2 separate regions of the Mus musculus genome follow, and region 2 is linked to region 1. A link is a loop called in an ENCODE intact Hi-C map of the cell type or tissue named here. Cell type or tissue: heart. All regions are shown on one strand. Each heading gives the region's core, and the rest is flanking DNA. Links, peaks and the distances in the headings are about the cores only. Region 1 overlaps Oxr1 (oxidation resistance 1). Region 2 holds the start of Abra (actin-binding Rho activating protein).

Region 1 (9,560 bases), core at 1,034-9,033:
TGGTACTTGTGCATATTCATTTAACTGCCTCACACTTTTTTTTTCTTTGGGGGGGGGGGTGGAATATATAGTTACTGAAACAGCAAGACACAATGAAAGAGCCAATCATGAAATTCAGTTTTGTCGAGGGCCATTAGGAAAACATGCAAAGCTCAGCAGAGACTTTTCAATAAATTGCTAATGATAGCTGTGCTGAACTGCATGTCCTGTAAGACAGTCTGCGTAGTCTCTATTACCCTGCAAAAATCACAGCTAAGTAAGTATACATAAGAATAAATTGCTAATAACAGCTATGCTCAACTGCATATACTGTAAGATATTCTGTGTATTCTCTATTACTCTACAAAAATCATAGCTAAGTAAGTATACATAATTTCTAAATGGTTATTTTAATACAAAGTAAAGAATTTAATGAAATCTCTGGTCTGTACATACATACAAACAAAGGTGTAAGAAATCAGCAATATTATTTTACTTAAATGATACATAGGATAAAATTTATTATTTTGTTTTTGGTTTGGGTTTTTGTGGGGGTGGGGGGTGGGGGGTATAAAGTGGCCATTTGGACCAGTTTGAAATCTAAAATTTGTAGGCATCAGTACACTCGTGTTGTTGTCCACTCACCCCTACCATCCATGCTGACAGCTCTCACACTGTTCTCAAAGCAAAGCAGCACTTGACTAAGCCATGAGCTGCCCCCCCGCTCCCCCCCCCCCAGTCATAATCAGCAGTGTGTGCTCCTCGTCTTCCTTTACGCGGCACCATGCAGAAGCAGAGCACACACATGTCTGTGGTGCACCTTTCACTCAGCCACAGGCTGTCACCACTTACCCGTCTTAGACTTTCCCCTTTTTAAAAACTTAATTATTGAGATTGTAATACAATGACATCACTTCCCAAGTCAACTCTTCCCTATAAGCCTTCCCACATAGCCCTTCTTCCTCTCTTTCAAACTCATGGGGCTCTTTCATCAATTGTCATTATTATATATACACACGTATGTGACAGAAACTTCCTGCTCTTTAAACCTGAAGAATTAACATTTCCACGTATATGATGTGTCACATTTTAATTCAGTCATATGCATAGTATTGTAAATCACTCGGCTGTACACAAATTCTGTACACGCATCTATCTACTTGCGTCCCTCTTTTTGGTTTTTGTGGAGGGGGGTGTCACACACCGGAAGAGGACTTGCCAGATCCCCTTTGAGGATCTGCTCATTCTCCACAGCCGCTGTCCATCATCCTCACCTCCGCTGCTGGCTCCACCTGGCACAGTGCAAACACTGGAATGGCAGCAGTTCCACCACCTTGTTGATGGAGGCCAGAAGATACCTCATTTACATAGCAAGACTTATGGGCTTGAAGCATGTACGGTCACGTCCAACGTTCAGTTTTTAAAATACTGAATTTTCTTTGTATTTCCCAACTAAGATAGTTTGAAAATCTAAGATTATAATCATTACTAACTAAAGAATGTGTTTACTGACAGCAATTTCTGTAAAAGGAGAACTGTCTTTTTCTATGCTGTGTTTTCTTTTCTCAGAACACAATGAACATTTATTAGGAAGGATTGTCAAATACAGGAGGTTATAGCACAGTTTACAGAATTACCTGGAATTGATAACGGAGGATGACCAACTAGTATTAAGGTTACTACAGATCTTTGGAAGGAATTTTTGGTTTTGACTCCCATTGCGTCTATCTGTGCATACAGACTTTAATGTAAACTGAGGATTGTACAATATGTACTGCTATTTCATGCTTCTTTTCACTTAACATCTGTGTAGTGCATACTCATTATAATTTTTTTAAATGTGGCTGTATTAGTCTTTAATTTATCCAATAGTTTATTTGTTTCTAACAATTCATATTGTTAAGGTATTTACTCTCTTTGATATAAGTAACATTGGAATAATTATCTTTGTATATGTTGTTCAGTTTTTTTTGAAGCCTTTGAAAAAGGTTAAAGACAGATTATCATTTTAGTAAAATAAAAACTTGAAATTAAGAAAACGCTCATATATAAATTGAATCAATGTGGGCAATATATCAATAGAATTGGGAAATGTTTGAGCCGTAGCTACTTAATCATAATGTATTAAGCAAAGCACACTATACTACGGTAATACTCATATGAACAAAACCTGAACTAAGACAAGAAGTGATAACTTTTATCCTGAGCATTTGTTTTTAAAGGAAGCCATCGAATCAGATGAGCATCGGATTTTTACGTACGTAAAAGAACTGCAGAAGTAGATTTTTACTGTCGACAGTTCTTTTTACAAAAATTATGGAATTAAAACTTTGGTAACTATAAATTGAAATTCGGACATTAAATATGTAATGATATAATTGAAAAGAAAATGGAGCAATCACTGTATTATACAGTGTGGGTACAACATGTTCATAAGACAGACTTTATGGAAAGTGCTTTGCATTAGGAGTGCTTAAACATGGCAGAAAAGAAGTTCAGAGACCAGGCACTGCAGACATGTTCCCGGAATAAAGCCAGTCAAGAGTGGTTTGCTTCTCCTTCACACTGCCTTAAGTCAGCAGTCTCTGCTCAGAGAGAAAGCAGAAAGCAACATGCAATCAAACAGACTAACCAGCCTTGCATCTCCCTAGCACTTACCCTCTCCATGTGCGTCTGCTGCTGCGCTGCTGTGTTTACTTTCTCTCTGTGACACCTGCTGAATCGTGTCCCTTTGCTGCTTGGCTTGCTGCATAGAGTGAGTTTTCCAGAGTTTGCGCAGCTCCTCTACTTCTGTCTCTGAGTCCCGTTTTAGCTCCTGCCCTTGTTGATCCTTAAGAACAGCTGGTTTTTCTTTCAGTTCTACTGTTTCTCCAGAAGATACACTGTCTTCACCTGCCTCTTGCTGCAGTGAACTTTCCTGGTGGGAAGAATCCTGGTTATCCTGACCTTTTACTTCTGTGCTTTGTTCCTTTGGGCCTGAGACTTCTTGAAGGCTTTCTGTAGCTTTATCTCCTCCTTTAGTGGCTGTTTCCAGACCACTTAAGCCAGTTTCATGAGATAGAGCCCCAGGGTTAGAGCTAGTGCGGTCAGGAACGTTAGCAGCCTCTGACGTGGCTGTCAAGGACTGGACTTCCATCTGACTGACAGTCTGCACAGATTCTGACGAGGCATCAGATGACTTCTCCTGTCTCGGCTCCGAGGAGAGCAGCTCCTCGCGGATAGGAGAGAGTTCTGACTCTGTGAAAGCGTCTTCCGAGAGAGACTCCTCGGTGCTCCTGGGAGCAGTGCTGGCACTGTCGTTACCCTGGTCACGCGCTCTCGGGTCTGCGTCCTCAGCAGAGACTCCTGTCGCTTTCTTTGAATGGCAGGACCCCCTTCCTGACAACTGATCTAGTTCTCTGTTATTAAGGAAAATAAAAAAGTATTAGACATTAAAAACTGTATCAATTTACCTTCTACAAGCAAATAATAAAATAGTATCACAGAAGAGGCTTTTCAAAAACAGCAAAGTAGCGCTATCAACAGAATATACAAACACCATGCATTTCATATATACCACATCATTACATCGAGGTTTTTCATCAACTGTTTACCATCTGGGAAACATCAATGTAAGCGCTCCTCGTAAGAAAACTACCACAAAGTCTGATAACTTAAATTCCTGACGAAATTATAATACTGAAAGAAAATTTTCATTGGTAGGACAGGGACAATAGAAAATTTCAATTTATCATATACATATGCAGTACTTATTTATATACAAAGAGAGAGTAAAAAACATGAATAATGAGAACCAAGCTGAGGCAAAACATTTAAAGGAACTCTATAAGCTCAGAACAGTGCTAAGAGAATCTGTCCAGTTAACGAACTAAGATGTTAGATTATGAACGTTTTATGGTGAGGTCTCATATCCAACTTTCCTGGCATTGTTTTAGGTAAATACTAATGTTCCCAAGATATATGTTCTGGAAATAAGCATCATTTAAGAAGTCAGCAATTTGGAATGACGGTTCCTTGACGTCTCAGTGGCAAAGCACCAATGCCTTGCACGTATGGCTAGAGAACAAGTATGCCAGTCAGAACGGCAGTAAGTGAGCGACCTTCTGTGGATATTACGGCTAAGTCTCTTATGTAACTTTCTTATGGTTTTCAAGATTTTGTAACAATATATATATTTTTCCATAAGGCATATCTTTATTTTAAAGATTTAGTTTAAGTGCCTTCTGCCTTTGTACTGGATTCATCTTTTAAAAGAGGCAATCTAACTGGAGATACTAAGTTTGCAATGGTGCCATCTAATGGTGATTCACTTAAACTGCACCCACAGGGTCAAGGACCTGAGCGTGCTTTGGAGATGCCACACTCAAGAGACTAGCTGTTAGCAGGTTTAAAAACAGAAACAAAGATAAAAACTAACAGGCTATGATTTAAGTGAGTTTTTTAGCCTGAAATGTAATGTTTTGAAAGGTTAACATTAATGGTGCATTGTTCAACACAGTTTAGACAGTACCTTAGAAATCAATTCTCCAAGCATTAAAAAAGAGGGAAAACCATTAACATCTTTTACCTCACCTGTGCAAACAAACTATTACTTTGCAAAGCCACTCTATGTATTTATCTTGTTTGAAGTCAAATTCTGATGTCAATTAACATACAAGCCAAGACTTAGGGATATTTCCTTCCAGTGACATTGTTTAAAGTGTTTGAATCCAGGTCCCTGTCCTTCCAAGTAATATGCAGAATGATAAAATGGTCACTTGAAAAGCAAGGGACACCCCATCTTCCTTGCAGAGCAGTCCCAGACCATAGAGAACAGGATTTAACTCTGAAACACTGAGACGCAAGGTCAGGACAAGCTCTCCCTGACGCGCAGCAGTCCCTCTTCCCCCGTGGAGCTGGTTTTTCAGCCTGTGTCTCATCTCTACCTCTAAGCTCAATTAATTGTGGTTTGATGTTTTATTTTTTGTTCTCTTTCCTGAAATTGGCTTTTGTTGACAACTTAAAAATATATCCAGTAGTTTAGAATACTTATTTTCTAGGAATTATTTGTGTTTCTAGAGATCATTTTACCACGCCAAACCAGTAACTGTCATTACAGGCTAAATGGACCTTTCCCAAGAAGGGGTAACAGCTTACATACTATATATATATATATACTGAAAAAATACCTAGCTCCTTCTCCTTTGTAACTTTTTTCACCCCAAGGTCTAATTTTTAAACTGGCATAAGACTGTAAATTATCTGTTATCAGTGAAGGTGAAGCCATTTTTACATGGCTGTCAGCCTCATAGTGAGTGGGATGGAGTCTCTATTACACGCTAACCTCTTCCCTTCCTCTGTCTTTCCGGGCTGTGCCTAACCCGGCACTTTCATATCTAAGCTATTCTACTACAGCAGTTCCCACATTAGCACACTCTAAACCCTTCACTAGTGCAACCTGGAGGCTTCCTCTTCCCATGTGACACTTTCTTACCCAGAAGTCCTACAGTAAGTGTGAATGGAAAGCTGCTCTGATTACTTCCACACTGGGCCTTGGTCCGTGCCACACTCACAACTACACACGCTACTCTTTCGGTACGTTCATGGAACTTGACAGTTATTCTATTTGTTAATAATACAGAATAAGTTAAATTTTTTTGATTTTGTGTCTAAATAACAAAGGATTGATAAGCACTAAATTACAAAAGTACTATAGGCTACTTGTCAAATATCTGATTCTTTAACCAAGTAAATATAAGTGAAATTACTAACTAAATACCAGGCACACTAAAAATCAACTATCCAATAGTGCTTAGATTCTTGTTTTACTACTGACAAAATAAAAAGCAGCTATAATAAGACTAAGAAAATAAGAGTATTAGAGAAGGTTCAACTATATAAATATATATAAAAAAAATCCCAACCAACCAACAAAACAAAGAAAAAAAAAGAGTGAAGCCCAACTACCAGCCTGTACAGTGACATACGCACATGGGCAGTGATTCCTTTATTTTGCTATCCAAAATCTCTTTGTACATGGCAGCTGACATCACCTCTTCCATCGGACACATGATGCCGTATTCCTCACAACCGTTCTCTTGAACCAAGGGGTCTGTCTTGTGTGGATCAAACATTATGTTATTTGGTGTGACTAGCAGGACGCCACTGACTGTGCCCTAGGAGGAAACAGAAAGCACCATTCAATCTCCAAGGTTCCTAATTTCATAAAGATTCTAGGTACCTCGTTAAGTGCCTTTTCTGACTTCTGGCCATCTGCTTTCAGGCACTGTGGCACTTTCATGAAAACATGCTTTTCTACTAAACTATTTTTTTCCTCAGCAGAGACACAATTCAAAGAATATCATGTTCTGCCTAAAACAATCATGTGAGGGATGAAGTCTGACCTGACTATGAAGAGAACACACTGCAGGAGACCAAGCTTTACAGGAATCTGCCCCCACCTCCTGTGTTCTTCCCTCCATACAAGTACCAAATGCAGCTACATGGGCACTAATAACTCATTATCAGTGGTAAAGGAAGAATTCCATAGAAATACTGTTTGAAAAAAGTAACCAGTTTTACTTGAATTTGCGATTCATCAGTTATGGGACTTTCAGAATACAAAGTTTTAGGGCATATTTCTTCATCTGTAAAGTTGGTATATTAAATAAAATTCGTATTAGGCCATAACTATTTTTTCATTTGCCATTAAAGACCATGAATTGTAAATGAACTTATATAAATAGTGCTATAAACCTTAAGTGTCTACATTTTATCAATGAAGGTTTATAAACAGTTGACACAATTGGTAGGAATTATTATTTATTCTTTCATATGTAGCAAACTCTGCATGTACACTGTTGACTCATAATCCTAGCTCTGAAATAGGTACTATTTCTAAACTGTTCTGAAATATCCTATTCTTCAGATGTGAAAATAAAGACTGAGATAAGTGAGCAATTTGTCCAAAAGAAAACACCCGTCTGGATAGTCTGTCCCTCCACCATATTACTATTCACATCACAAAGGATCCTTACTCCAAACCAAGGGCGAAGCATCCCTTACTCTCACTTTTAAACTTTTGTTTCAAGATAGTCTATAAAAAGCCTGACAAATTTCTGAAAATCCAATGGTAATTTGAAGCCATCTTGCTTTTTCCTGAAGTGTCATTGAGAAAGCAAGTCAGACCGCACACTTGATTTGCTATCACACCATTCTTTCAAGTTCCCACGCAGGCACAGTCAACAAAGCGTGGTGTAAGTTATGGCAGACATCGCCTTTTACAGGACTAAGAAAGCTGGAAAGACTCTCCTGATGAAATCTCCGGAATAAGTGAGGTCACCAACGGCAGCAGATATCACAGGTATGAAAGACTTACAGTAAACCTACGTCATAGTAAAGGAAGTCTATATGGGTGCCTGTTGGTGGGTTAAGTGATCTAAGGATTTCACCTAGCACGTCTTTAAAAGGCACTGTTTACTGTGTGTGGGTAATTGCTCCTGTGCGTATGTTATGTGCCAGGACAAGTGCGAGGTGGCCGTAGGACAGCTTGCAGAGTTAGTTTTCTGCTTCCAAGGGTCTTTACCCACAGGGCCATCCCAAAGGCCCCTAGCTGCCACTCCTTTTAGTTCAGACAATGAATCTCCTTAAGAAGTGATAACTTTACATAAACTTTAGCTTATTTGGCCTTTGAGCAGTGTTTACAACAATTTGTACCACTGAAGCACATGCCAACGCAAACTAATGAGAGCCAATAAAGTGTTACACAGGACATTGACATTGCTGGGGATAACCCAATACTATAAGGCCACAGTGCATGCACTGTACCAAAATCTTAAAAGGGCTCTAACCTTTTGATTCTTCTGCTGCTTCAATTTCTGTAAACTAAACACTTTGAAAAATGAAAGCAAGCAACTGGCTAAAATTAAACAATATATTTCAAATACTCTGAAAGAGATTTTGTAAGTTTTAATTGTATACGAATTTTAACTGATTATTTTCTTTCCTGGATTTTGTGTTTATTTTTGGAGATATTGAGGAAAGATCCTAGAACATCATGCATTCAGGGCAAGTACTCTATCACTGAGCTACACGCCCAGCCTGTAGCAGATTTGGCTCACATTATCAGCATGCCATGGGTTACATTTTAGAGTACTTTCAGGAGATAATTCTAAGTAGGAACAAATGAACAAATGGTCCAGTGTAATACAAATGCTTCCAGCTCTGCACACACTTTAACACTACAAAAAGACCTCAGAGCTGCTTCTATTTTCTGGACTAAACCAGGCGACACCTTACCCACTGGATTAGTCAGTCTCTTTAACTACCTAGGGGCTAAGAGGGGAATCCTTCAAACTTCTTTCCTCAAGGTCAAAGTTATGAAAATCCCAAGAATTTACCATTTTTAGCTCATTTGACTAAAAGTTTAAAATCATACACTACCCATAAGAAATACACTTTATAATACAGAGAAGGAGACACGTTAACACTTCTCAAGGGAAGTGGAAAGGTCGCTAGCAGCATCTGCCACTGTCCACCAGGGCGGACCTCAGGACAAGGATCCCCAAGATTAATGTCAGTTTCTCACAATCAGTCAAGTCAGGCAGATAATATAGGAATGCTAAGCATTCCCACATATAATAGGGGGGGGGGAACCATTATCGTCTTCCACTCAGCAGAAGCAAAATATACGTTTTTTTAAGCATACATGCAAGGTTTATCAAGAGACTCTAAGTCAGGAAATAAGTCACACTATATTAAATGAAGCCTTCAAATGGAGGTAAAGATATTCTCTGACCACATGAGATCTCACCAGAAATTAGTTAACAGAAACGTACCTACAGCTGGCTGCTGGTGGTGCATACAGTACTCAGGATGCAGAGGCAGGTGGATCTATGAATTTGAGGCCAGCCTGGTCTAGAGCTAGTTTTAGAACAGTCAGAGCTATGCATAGAAACCCTGTCTCAAACAAAACAAAACAAAACAAAACAAAACAAAACATAAAATATCCCTAAATTTTCAGAAATATATTAAAATAATTCAAAGAATTAACACACCTCAAATACTTCCTACGATATAATATATATTCACTACAGGTGAATTATCTCATATATTATATATTCACCAGAGATGAATTATCTCATATAGTATATATTCACTAGAGATGAATTATCTCATATAGTATATATTCACTAGAGATGAGTCATCTCTTAATTTGTATGTTATGTCATGTTTTCTAAAACTAGCACTTTTGCTATAATCAATATTCCTGTTTTAAAGATGTGTTTAATATCCTAGCAAAAATCATTATATGTACTTTATGGTAGTGAGTTTATTTATATCCCATTACCTTTAATAACTGCCATAGATCACCAGACTCTACATTATGGGCAAGGTCCATTCTAACTCAAACATCCAGTTACCGAAACTGTGGTAAAATAGTCAGGAGTGGCTGACATTATTGACTTAAAGCTTTCATAGCTCAGTGAACTGAAGCGTGACAAAAGTCCACTCTAAGATGTCATTGATTACCTTGCCAATGGTGATATATTTGCAATTAATTTTAAGAAATTTCTCAGTAAAGGCTTCTTCTTCTTCAGAAG
Region 2 (9,560 bases), core at 478-8,477, 48 kb before region 1:
AATTCAATAGTGCATGCTTCAGATAACAGCCATTATTTTGTCATTATATGGATTTAACCATTTTGATATTTTAAGAGATTATTTTAGTCATAATTTCTAAAATACATAAAAGTAAAATTTAATTTTATGTCATTAGAAGAGTTTACTGTCTTAATATTAATATATATATCATGCTAATGTATATTAATAGGATGTCAACAATAGTAAGCCTTTCAACATTTAGACCTCATTTTCCTCTGGGTGTCAATACTTCCATCTGGAAAATGAAGATCTGAGCAGACAGTCTTCTATAATTTGTTTCTAATTGTTATAGATTAAAAGGAAGCTCCAGCTTCGAACCTCTCATGATTTTAATCTCATATATTATTATCTGCAGGGAGTAAGATACCTTTTCACTCTGCTATTAAAGGAGACCAAATAACAGCTGTATTGAGGGCTACCGAGATTTAACTGAGACAACAAGCCCTGAACAGTCTAGGACAATCTGAGCACTAACTGTACACTCCTCTAAATGGTTGGATCATATTTTAAGGTCAAGGAAAACATAAAGCTGAGCACATGATTCAATCTAGTGCTTTCCACTCTGGCACTTGGAGGAGAGAGGAGGGAACATATCCGTGTCCTTTGCCACCAGAAATGTCCCTCTGCTGTGATGAAATGGGACTTGTCAGGGTTTAAAAACAGAACACCGTCAGGGCCATGGCACCACATCTTGGCAAGAAATACTTTGCATAGTTTCCACCGTCACAGGCTCTCCTTCCCACTCACACCCTGCTTCTATTTAAATCCCAGGCATCTCTCTCAACCACATTCCCCTTTAGCTGGTGCCCAGGCTGTCAGCAGAGAAGAAACAGGTAGCATGGCTCCAGGAGAAAGGGAAAGGGAGGCGGGGCCGGCCAAGAGTGCCCTCCGGAAGGTCCGCACAGCAACCCTGGTTATCAATTTGGCCCGAGGTTGGCAGCAGTGGGCGAATGAGAACAGTACCAAACAGGCCCAGGAGCCTGCAGGCTGGCTGCCGGGAGCAACTCATGACCTACCTAACGCTCCTAAAGAAGCCGGTCCTTACCAGCATGCCCCCAAAACTCTGTCTCCAAAGCCAGATCGAGACGGAGAGGGACAACACTCAGAAGAAGCCACCGAGGTCTCCCACATTAAAAGGAAAGAGGTGACCAGAACGGTTGTCAGCAAGGCTTATGAGAGGGGAGGAGATGTGAACTACCTGAGCCACAGGTATGAGAATGATGGCGGCGTGTCTGAAGCTATTCAGCCAGAGAATGACATTGACAGAATCCTTCTTAGTCACGACTCGCCAACACGGAGAAGAAAATGCACCAACCTGGTGTCTGAGCTGACCAAAGGCTGGAAAGTGATGGAACAGGAAGAGCCCACGTGGAAGAGTGACAGCGTAGACACAGAGGACAGTGGCTACGGAGGGGATATGGAGGAGAGGCCTGAGCAAGATGCAGCGCCTGTGGCTCCTGCCAGGATCAAACGCCCCTTGCTCTCCCAGTAAGTGAATACATCCTTCTACTCCTTATGCCTCAATCACAAGGAGTTCCAACTAATACTAAAAGTATAGAGGGCAGACGATAAATTGCCAGTTAGAGTGGGTTCTTTTGGGTAGCACATCCCTGACCTGAAAGAACAGTGCTAACTAACTTCGGCTGTGGCTCTTCTGGTCCATGCCATCACTGATTTACCTACAAGTGGGAATTGCTGTCAGCACTCTTCTCAGGCTTCCTGAATTAGACTTGTACATGGACCACCTTCTTGGTGTAGTAGAAATGCATATAAGCTTAGAAAATGAGACACTGAGACACTAAGACACACGAAAGTCACATGAACACCGAGGCAGCTGGAAAGGTTTCCGGAACTAGAGCTTGTTTTATAATCCCCATGCTACTCGAATTCCCTTAGCATAAAGCAAGATGTCAGTTTTATTGATCTTGGTAACCTCTAAAGTGCAGGGCTTAAGGGGCTTTAAAACAAAGAGAAAAAAATAAAAAACAAAAAAACATGGCCTTTTACTTTTCTGTGTGTGTGCACATGAGTGTGTGTATGCATTTGTGCATGCACGTGTACATTCTGTCATTCACCTCTCATATACAAGACAAGTATCTCACTAAACCTGAGGTTTGCCATTTTGCCTCACCTGGCTGACCAGGATGTCTGTCTGCTTTTCAGTGCTGGGCTTCTATAAACGTTGGCCATATTTTTATTTTTATTTTTATGTGGGGTCTGGGGATTCAACCTCAGGTCCTCATGTTGGCATTGCAAGAACTCTTAACTATCTCTCCAACCTAGCTTGATACTTACTCCCACTCCCTTCCCCCCATTCCAATGAAAAGAATGCTTTCCTTGGACTTGGGAATAGTTACCAATTTGTAAAAAGAATCAGAGGCCTGGGTCTCAAGCTTGTTAGAAAGGAGAATAAAGGTCATAATTGTTCAGCAATGATGGTGCTGCAATTTAGATAGTAGTCTTGACATGTGACACCCCCCCCTTACACACACACACACACACACACACACACACACACATTGATTAGTTAAATTAGTGACAGTCCCTGGGCAGTGCCAATAACCAGCATTTCTGAGCATAGTGGAATGAGGAGCTGGGGTTCTTTAGCCACAAAGACAACTGGGCACTGACTGTGGGGGTCACAACCATCTCCCTTCATACCGGTACATCCCAAACATGTACTGGGAAATTCCTTCTTAAGACCTCTTGACCCACTGAAGCTGCCATTCAGGTGAAGGACATTTTCTAGAGACTGCTCAAGCTTAAGAAATTGAGATAAACTTGTACTGTATGGGGATCTCCCCAGTTAACCTTGCTGCATGTTTATCTCCCTCTGGCTAGGAAAAAAAAAAAAGAAAAGAAAAGAAAAAGAAAACCAACCAAACAAACAAAAACCCTCATTCCCTTCCCATTCTAGCCTAACAGCGAGAGGACTTAAGAGGATTTTCTGAACATGGGAATTAATGAAATTTCGCCATCTGGTGGATGTTATTTCCTTGAAAATAACTTTCGAGGGTGCATCTAAACCGTATATAGGTTTGGTGTCTGTGTTTGATGGGCTATTTGTGTGTGTGGGCTGCTTGTGTGTGTCTTCCTTACAGCAAACACTTGCGCCCTGGCACTGTGATGACATAAGAAGTCCACAAACTCAGGCTATTCTGATAGGACAGAGCTCATGACCCCAGGGACAGAGACTGAAATGCTTTAGAAGCAGTTAAGTAAGCAGTTGCTGTGTGATTCACTGAGCCCTTTGTCTCCTGAGCCCATTTGTCATGGAGAATTTAGAAGTTTGTACCTTGACAGATAAGCCTGGCCCACTCTCGGGCTTAGAACAGTGACTTATGAGTGCTCATAGGGCCCTGCCATGCCACCCATGGGGACAGTGCTGGAATGGCTCGTTACACCTTCAAGTCCAAAGCTTCCAGATGTGAGGCTACTTAACGCTCTGGAGATAAAGTTGGGTGCTTTGTGAAGATGGACTCCTCCCTCTGTTTTAGAGGAAGCAGTATTTTTTTTTTAAGTTACATCCTGACGGCTTAACTTGGCTTCAAAGTCCAGTCTTAGCCTACTGCTTACAGTTCTGTGTCTTTAGGGTGCTCCTGTGTCTTCCTGGCTTCAGTTTCTTCATCTACACAGCTGAAATATCCATTTTTAAAGATTGCGGAGAATAATAAGTATTTAGAAAAATGCCAGCCAAATAGTGTTCAATAAATGTTTTTGGTCTTCTACCTGTGCAACCCATTACTTTAAAAAATGTGTGTTCATCATTGACCCTAGTGTAAACAGGCTTTCATAAAAACAAACAGACAAAACCTAAATAAATATGGAATTCTATGTAGAACTACTCCAATCTGTATAGCAGTACCAAATGCATGTTTGGGAAATAGCTCTTATCAGAAACCCTCTAAGAACTGATTCTAGTTCAAGAATGTTTGACATGCAACGTTTTAGTAGATGGCCTCACACTCTATGTAAGGAAGGTTTTGTGTTTTGTTTTTTAAAGCTTGAGTTTAATATCACTAGTGGCTAATCCATCATTGTTATTGATAAAGAAAGTTGTGACATATACCACGACAGAGACTACACATGGGAAGTACACGGGGTCCGGCACTTGCTTCATGTATTCACTTTGCTTCTCCACTTCTCTCCGCTAGGGCAAACAGGTACTCTGAGACACTCAACTGTAAGGCCCATCGGAAATACAGCCAAGTGGACAACTTGAAAGGGAGGTGGCAGCAGTGGGCCGATGAACACGTCCAGTCCCAGAAGCTCAATCCCTTCAGTGACGAATTTGACTATGATCTAGCCATGTCCACTCGGCTCCACAAGGGAGACGAGGGCTATGGCCGCCCCAAAGAGGGAAGCAAGACAGCTGAAAGGGCCAAGCGAGCGGAAGAGCACATCTATCGGGAAATTATGGAACTGTGCTTTGTTATCCGCACAATGGCTCGCCACAGACGAGATGGCAAGATCCAGGTTACTTTCGGAGAACTCTTTGATCGCTATGTTCGAATTTCTGATAAAGTCGTGGGCATCCTCATGCGTGCCAGGAAACACGGACTGGTGCACTTTGAAGGAGAGATGCTATGGCAAGGCCGAGACGACCATGTTGTGATTACTCTCCTTGAGTAAGCCCGCAACAAATCCACTCACCGCTGATAAATAGTAATGTGTTACAAGCTCCAAGGCAAGCTGCTCTGCAATGTTATCAATATTAAATGATTTTATATAAATGGCTTTTGGTACTGTTTCTATGAGGTTACTATGTGAAGATTTTGACGAAGACACTCGACTTTTTGGAAGAATGTATTAAGACTATCAAACATAGTATATTGATATTTGGAATTCCACTTACCTTTTTAAGCAAAAATTTCTGGCCTTCATTGATAAAATTATTATAAATTGAAAAGTACACATTACAGGTAAGAAAACTGACCTTAGATAAAGTAGGACAACATCGCAATGTAATATTTTAGGGGAAAAAATTCCATTAAGCTGAATAAAATTGGAAGTTTGGCCTAAAAAAATCCTCACCAGCTCAGAATGGCCTCCAACTCTATTTAACGAAGGATGACTTCAAACCGTTATGTCAGCTCATCCTCTGTAGTGCTGGGACAGCAGGCTTACATGCAATCATTTCCACTTTGTTAAAGTGGTAGGGCTCATGCCTGCCCAGGAAGTACTCTATTTCTGAGAATATTCTCCACTCTTTTGAAAAAAAAAAAAATCACAGCACCTTTGGTGGGTAAACAAAGTTAGAATTCAAGATGTTGAAGCTCCTCTGTGTGGTTTGATTACAGCCAGGTTCCTTTAATCAGCTTTCCTCATTCAGATGTGAACAAGTCCTGCAAAAACAAATGCTATCAGTGGCCTCATGACCCACAAAGACGGTACACACTAGGACAGTGGGACACTGGTGGGAGGGTCAGACTTGTCTTTGTGGAGTTCATGAGCAGGTTTGATTTTTGCTGAAAGTCTTACTGGGTAATACTGTTTACATTATGCTAATAAATGAACAAGAAATACAGAAACTCTGTGAAACGAATATTCAATGGAGCAAAAGCTCATAGAATCATTTAATTTAAAACCTGGGACATATTTCTTTCCTGTTCTAATAAAGAAAATGTCATAAAACAAAAAAAAGTAACTAAAACAAACAAACAGCGTATCAGTTCTTCTGAGATAAAGAAAAAGCTAATTTAATACAAGGAAGCTAATACTGACCTGCCTGTGACTAATTTTTTCCTTAATGTGTATTATAATTCTAAAGCCAAATGAATATGAGACTACAATTTCTTTTCTTTTTTTTTCTTTTTCTTTTCTTTTTTTTTTTCGAGACAGGGTTTCTCTGTATAGTCCTGGCTGTCCTAGAACTCACTCTGTAGACCAGGCTGGCCTCGAACTCAGAAATCTGCCTGCCTCTGCCTCCCAAGAGACTACAATTTCTTACTGTATTTGAAAAAGCTAAAATTAAAATGGTTATAATACTTTGTATAATACACAATACTTTGTATTATAACAATAAAAGTATTATAACAATAAATACAAAAGTCAAATTATTATATCTCAAAATAATGGGAACCCATAATTGTTACATGTCAGAAACAATACAAATTAAATAATAGAAATTATCAATAATGATTGCTTCAAACTGAAAATTCTAACATATTTAAGGAGACATACACGATTTTGTTGCCATACTAGTCTGAGTCACTAGTCCTTACTCATATTCTTTATGGGATTTCTTATGTATACACATGCACATGTGTTGTCACAGAGAGAAGCATGTCAGAATTGAAGGAAACCAGCAGAGTGGAAGCTGTGACAGTTTTTGTATTATTTTTAGATTAGATTCCCAAAATACTCTGTGTGTGTTTGAAATAAAACAAATTCAGACTTGAACTTGGGATAGTCCCAGTAGCCGCGTTTCAACTAATGCTCCACCAGTTCCTGCCTCCTCATCTCTGCACACAAAGATTGTGCAGGCTCTGGCATAAGATTATTCAAAGTTCAGCTTGTGTGAATTTAAGAATACACTGAAAACCTTTTCCATATTGTGTGGCAAAGTGAGAGCACGTCCACTCTCAGCTTGTTCTTGGGCTTTAACTTTCAAATGTCAGTTCCTTTCCGGATTGATACCAATACTTCTCCCGGTACAGGAGTAATGCCATGTAAGCTAGAATTCTGAGTGAGGACTGTAAGGTCAGTATACCCCTTCTCAGAGGGAACACTATGTATCAGGCATGTCTTAGCAGGCAGCTCGCAGTGGTCGCCATAGCTCTCTAGTAACACAATGAGTGGTTAATGCTTTGTAGAATTTTTTTCTTATATTCTTCTACTTTATGGTGCTTACTATTGAATTTGTAAGACCATTAGTTAGTCCTATAATTTTTCCTCGCTTCAAATCCAAAACTATTCTCTCCCTGAAGGACAGAGAAATTTGTACTTAAAAACATAGAGAACATTTTGACCAAAAAGAAAATATGAGAAAACTCAGGAAACAAAGCAATGAAGAGACCTGTTTTAGTCACAAGGTATATAAAATGATTGTATTTTATCATGAATAGCTCTAAATTCCTAGTGGCATGCACTTGCTCTCCCAAGCCCCAAGCTTTCCCTTATTCTTCACTCCTCCCTCGACTGGCTCTTTACTCCTTCTCAGTGGGTACGAGTTGCTGCCTCCCTGATTCAGCCCCTCTTCACTCTGCTCACAACTGCAGAGGAGAGCATCTGAGCTTTGGGTCCCTTGTCTTCCCATACTGTGTAGTAAAATAATATCACACCCAGAAATACTTCATGTTTTTTCTCTCTTTTCCTTTGAAATACCAGTTGCTGTCTTATTTATCAACAGAAATAACGTCAAATTACCAGAGCCATTTTTCATGGTACAGTTATAACTCTATGTGAGCTAGAATTCAGTTATACCCATTCCACTCAGTCATTTTGAGTCATTGTAAGACAAAGCATGCAGCCCATGCTGAAGTGGTCCCTTAGCACGGTGTCCCCATTTTATTCTTCGTACCCTGGGCACTTCTTAGTGCAAAGCTGGTTTAAGTGCAATGTGTTTTACTTAAGTTATAGGCTGACCTAACCTATTTTGAGTTTTCAGAGCAGTTTTCATTTCTGTTCTACTGCCTTGTGCTCAGATAGCGGGGAGATTCCAGTATCTGATAAGATTATATTGTACTTACTTGTTTGGGTGTAATTTCTATTCCCTAAATAACTCTTGCAGGTAAAATTTAAGCGATATAAAATACATATGCATACAAAATAGGTTATGTTGGTATAAATGTTCATCAAGATGTTTTGAGAATAAGGGGATTAAGAAATACTGAAATCAATGTTCTATAGGAATGACAAGAAGTGAGTGCAGAGAAGGGCAAACATCTTACCAGACTATACTAGCTTTTAGGAGCTTATAAATAGGTGGCATCTCGCTGCCATTGGGCACATAGGAAGGAATTAAGTTTGCTGGTCAAAGGATAAGTGCATGCTTGGCTTTAGTTGATATCGCTAAGTTTCCAAGCTCACATTCTCTTTGAAATGGCTATTATTGGTTATTTGAAGTCTCCTGAGAATTGCCAGTTACTTCTATAACTTTTCCTTGTTCATGGAGCGATTGTTCTGCCTCACCACCTCCCTTACTAGTTCAAAACTTGTAAGGTTTGAACACTCTGGTCTCAAGAAGAAACTTCCTACCTAAGCCTACTGTTAGTTTTTATTTAAATACCAAGAATTACTACTTGGGCCTGGAATGGTTTGTATGGTTTTAGTTTGTTTGTTAGGGTGGGTATCTCTCTCTCTCTCTCTCCCTCTCCCTCTCTCTCTCTCCCTACCTATCTACCTACCTATCTCGTCTTTTACCAGCCTTAAATGGTTTCCAAAACATTTCTCTATTTCACACACAAACAAGTTTATTAATACAAAGATATTCACAAATATCCTCTTGCCATCTGTTAATGAAACCTGTAGTCATTTTATTAGTTATTTTTGTTTTTTGTTAATTTTTTCTAACAAGTAAAAACTGATTATTCTCAGATTATGTTTTTCATCCTTTTAAAATTGTATTGACTTCTGCTATTTTATATGTATTTTTTGTCACACCTGCTTTAGGTACAATTTCTTTTTCTTTTAACTTGAGAGGGAAGCTCAGAGCCTTTTCGTATGCTGGTCAATATTATATGATGAAAAAGTAAAAGGATCTATCTCAAGAACCCTATTTTAAATCAGGTCTAAAATCTCTAGGGGCACTGCATCCACAGGAATATTATCTTATTCATTTAAAGCCTTAGTATTTTGAAGCAGAACATTAAATGTTTTCCTCATACCATGCTAGGGAGTAGGGTGTGAACAGTCATTATCTACACGCTCAGTTTCTCCTCTTGGTACACTGGCAAGATGATAACAACACATGTGAGTTCTTAAGTCAAAACCCTAAGGCTGTCCGAGAGATTACCCATATTCTGGGCATTTCATATAAACATATATACACACATATACAAATTACACACACACACACACACACACACACACACACACACACACACACACACTGTATTTTGTTCATAGCTATCTTTAAATGCTGATATCTATACTTCTTTTCATTTTTTATTCTTTCTTTAATTTTTTTCTTATTGAGGCTTCTGTCCATGTTATTCCTCTACTCCAATATTCTCAAATGCTCCATGAGATTAAACAATGAGAAACTGCTTGGTGCTGGACATGGGGCTCTTCAGGATCCTGGGATGTCTGTTATGTACTCTTTACCCTCCCCCAGCAGCTCAAACTCATCAAACCCTTGCAATTTCTGCTGGGACATGTTTCATCAGCAGAGCTTCCTCTAACTGAATTCAAATCTCTTACTTCCTGTTGCAGGGCACATGTCAGGAGGTTGTAGTAGGCTTATTACCAGTTCTTAGATATGGAAATGACTTGGTCATTGAAAAAATCCAAACTCATTTGCATTTATGCATTTAATTTTATTTGGTATACATCTCTATGTCCTTTTTGTAGTTGGAATCCATTACAGGATGTTTAAA

Evidence for each region. Peaks named below come from ENCODE experiments on the same cell type or tissue, not always from the same donor. Only the 100,000 strongest peaks of a DNase experiment are listed, where the experiment ranks them.
Region 2: it touches region 1 in a loop (2.4-fold over the local background); 5 of 42 quality-filtered maps call a loop at or near these places.

Annotation. Positions count from the first base shown.
Region 1 is chr15:41,813,656-41,823,215 of GRCm38, reverse strand. It overlaps Oxr1 (oxidation resistance 1), which reads right to left. Exons shown (of 17, transcript NM_001130166.1): 7 at 9,490-9,560; 8 at 5,950-6,134; 9 at 2,638-3,377. Among named protein-coding and RNA genes, the nearest start is that of Abra, 51 kb to the left of the region's middle. In heart, for the core only: a CTCF peak has its summit at 4,284 (motif pointing left); no DNase peak of the experiment used is centred there; H3K4me3 peaks cover 993 bases; H3K27ac peaks cover 939 bases.
Region 2 is chr15:41,860,968-41,870,527 of GRCm38, reverse strand. It overlaps Abra (actin-binding Rho activating protein), which reads left to right and starts at 808. Exons shown (of 2, transcript NM_175456.4): 1 at 808-1,509; 2 at 4,176-5,235. The coding sequence starts at 860. The coding sequence ends at 4,653. Oxr1 (oxidation resistance 1) reads right to left here. Exons shown (of 17, transcript NM_001130166.1): 17 at 9,480-9,560. In heart, for the core only: CTCF peaks have their summits at 3,023 (motif pointing left) and 4,190; DNase peaks (open chromatin) are centred at 817 and 4,257; H3K4me3 peaks cover 3,341 bases; H3K27ac peaks cover 3,371 bases.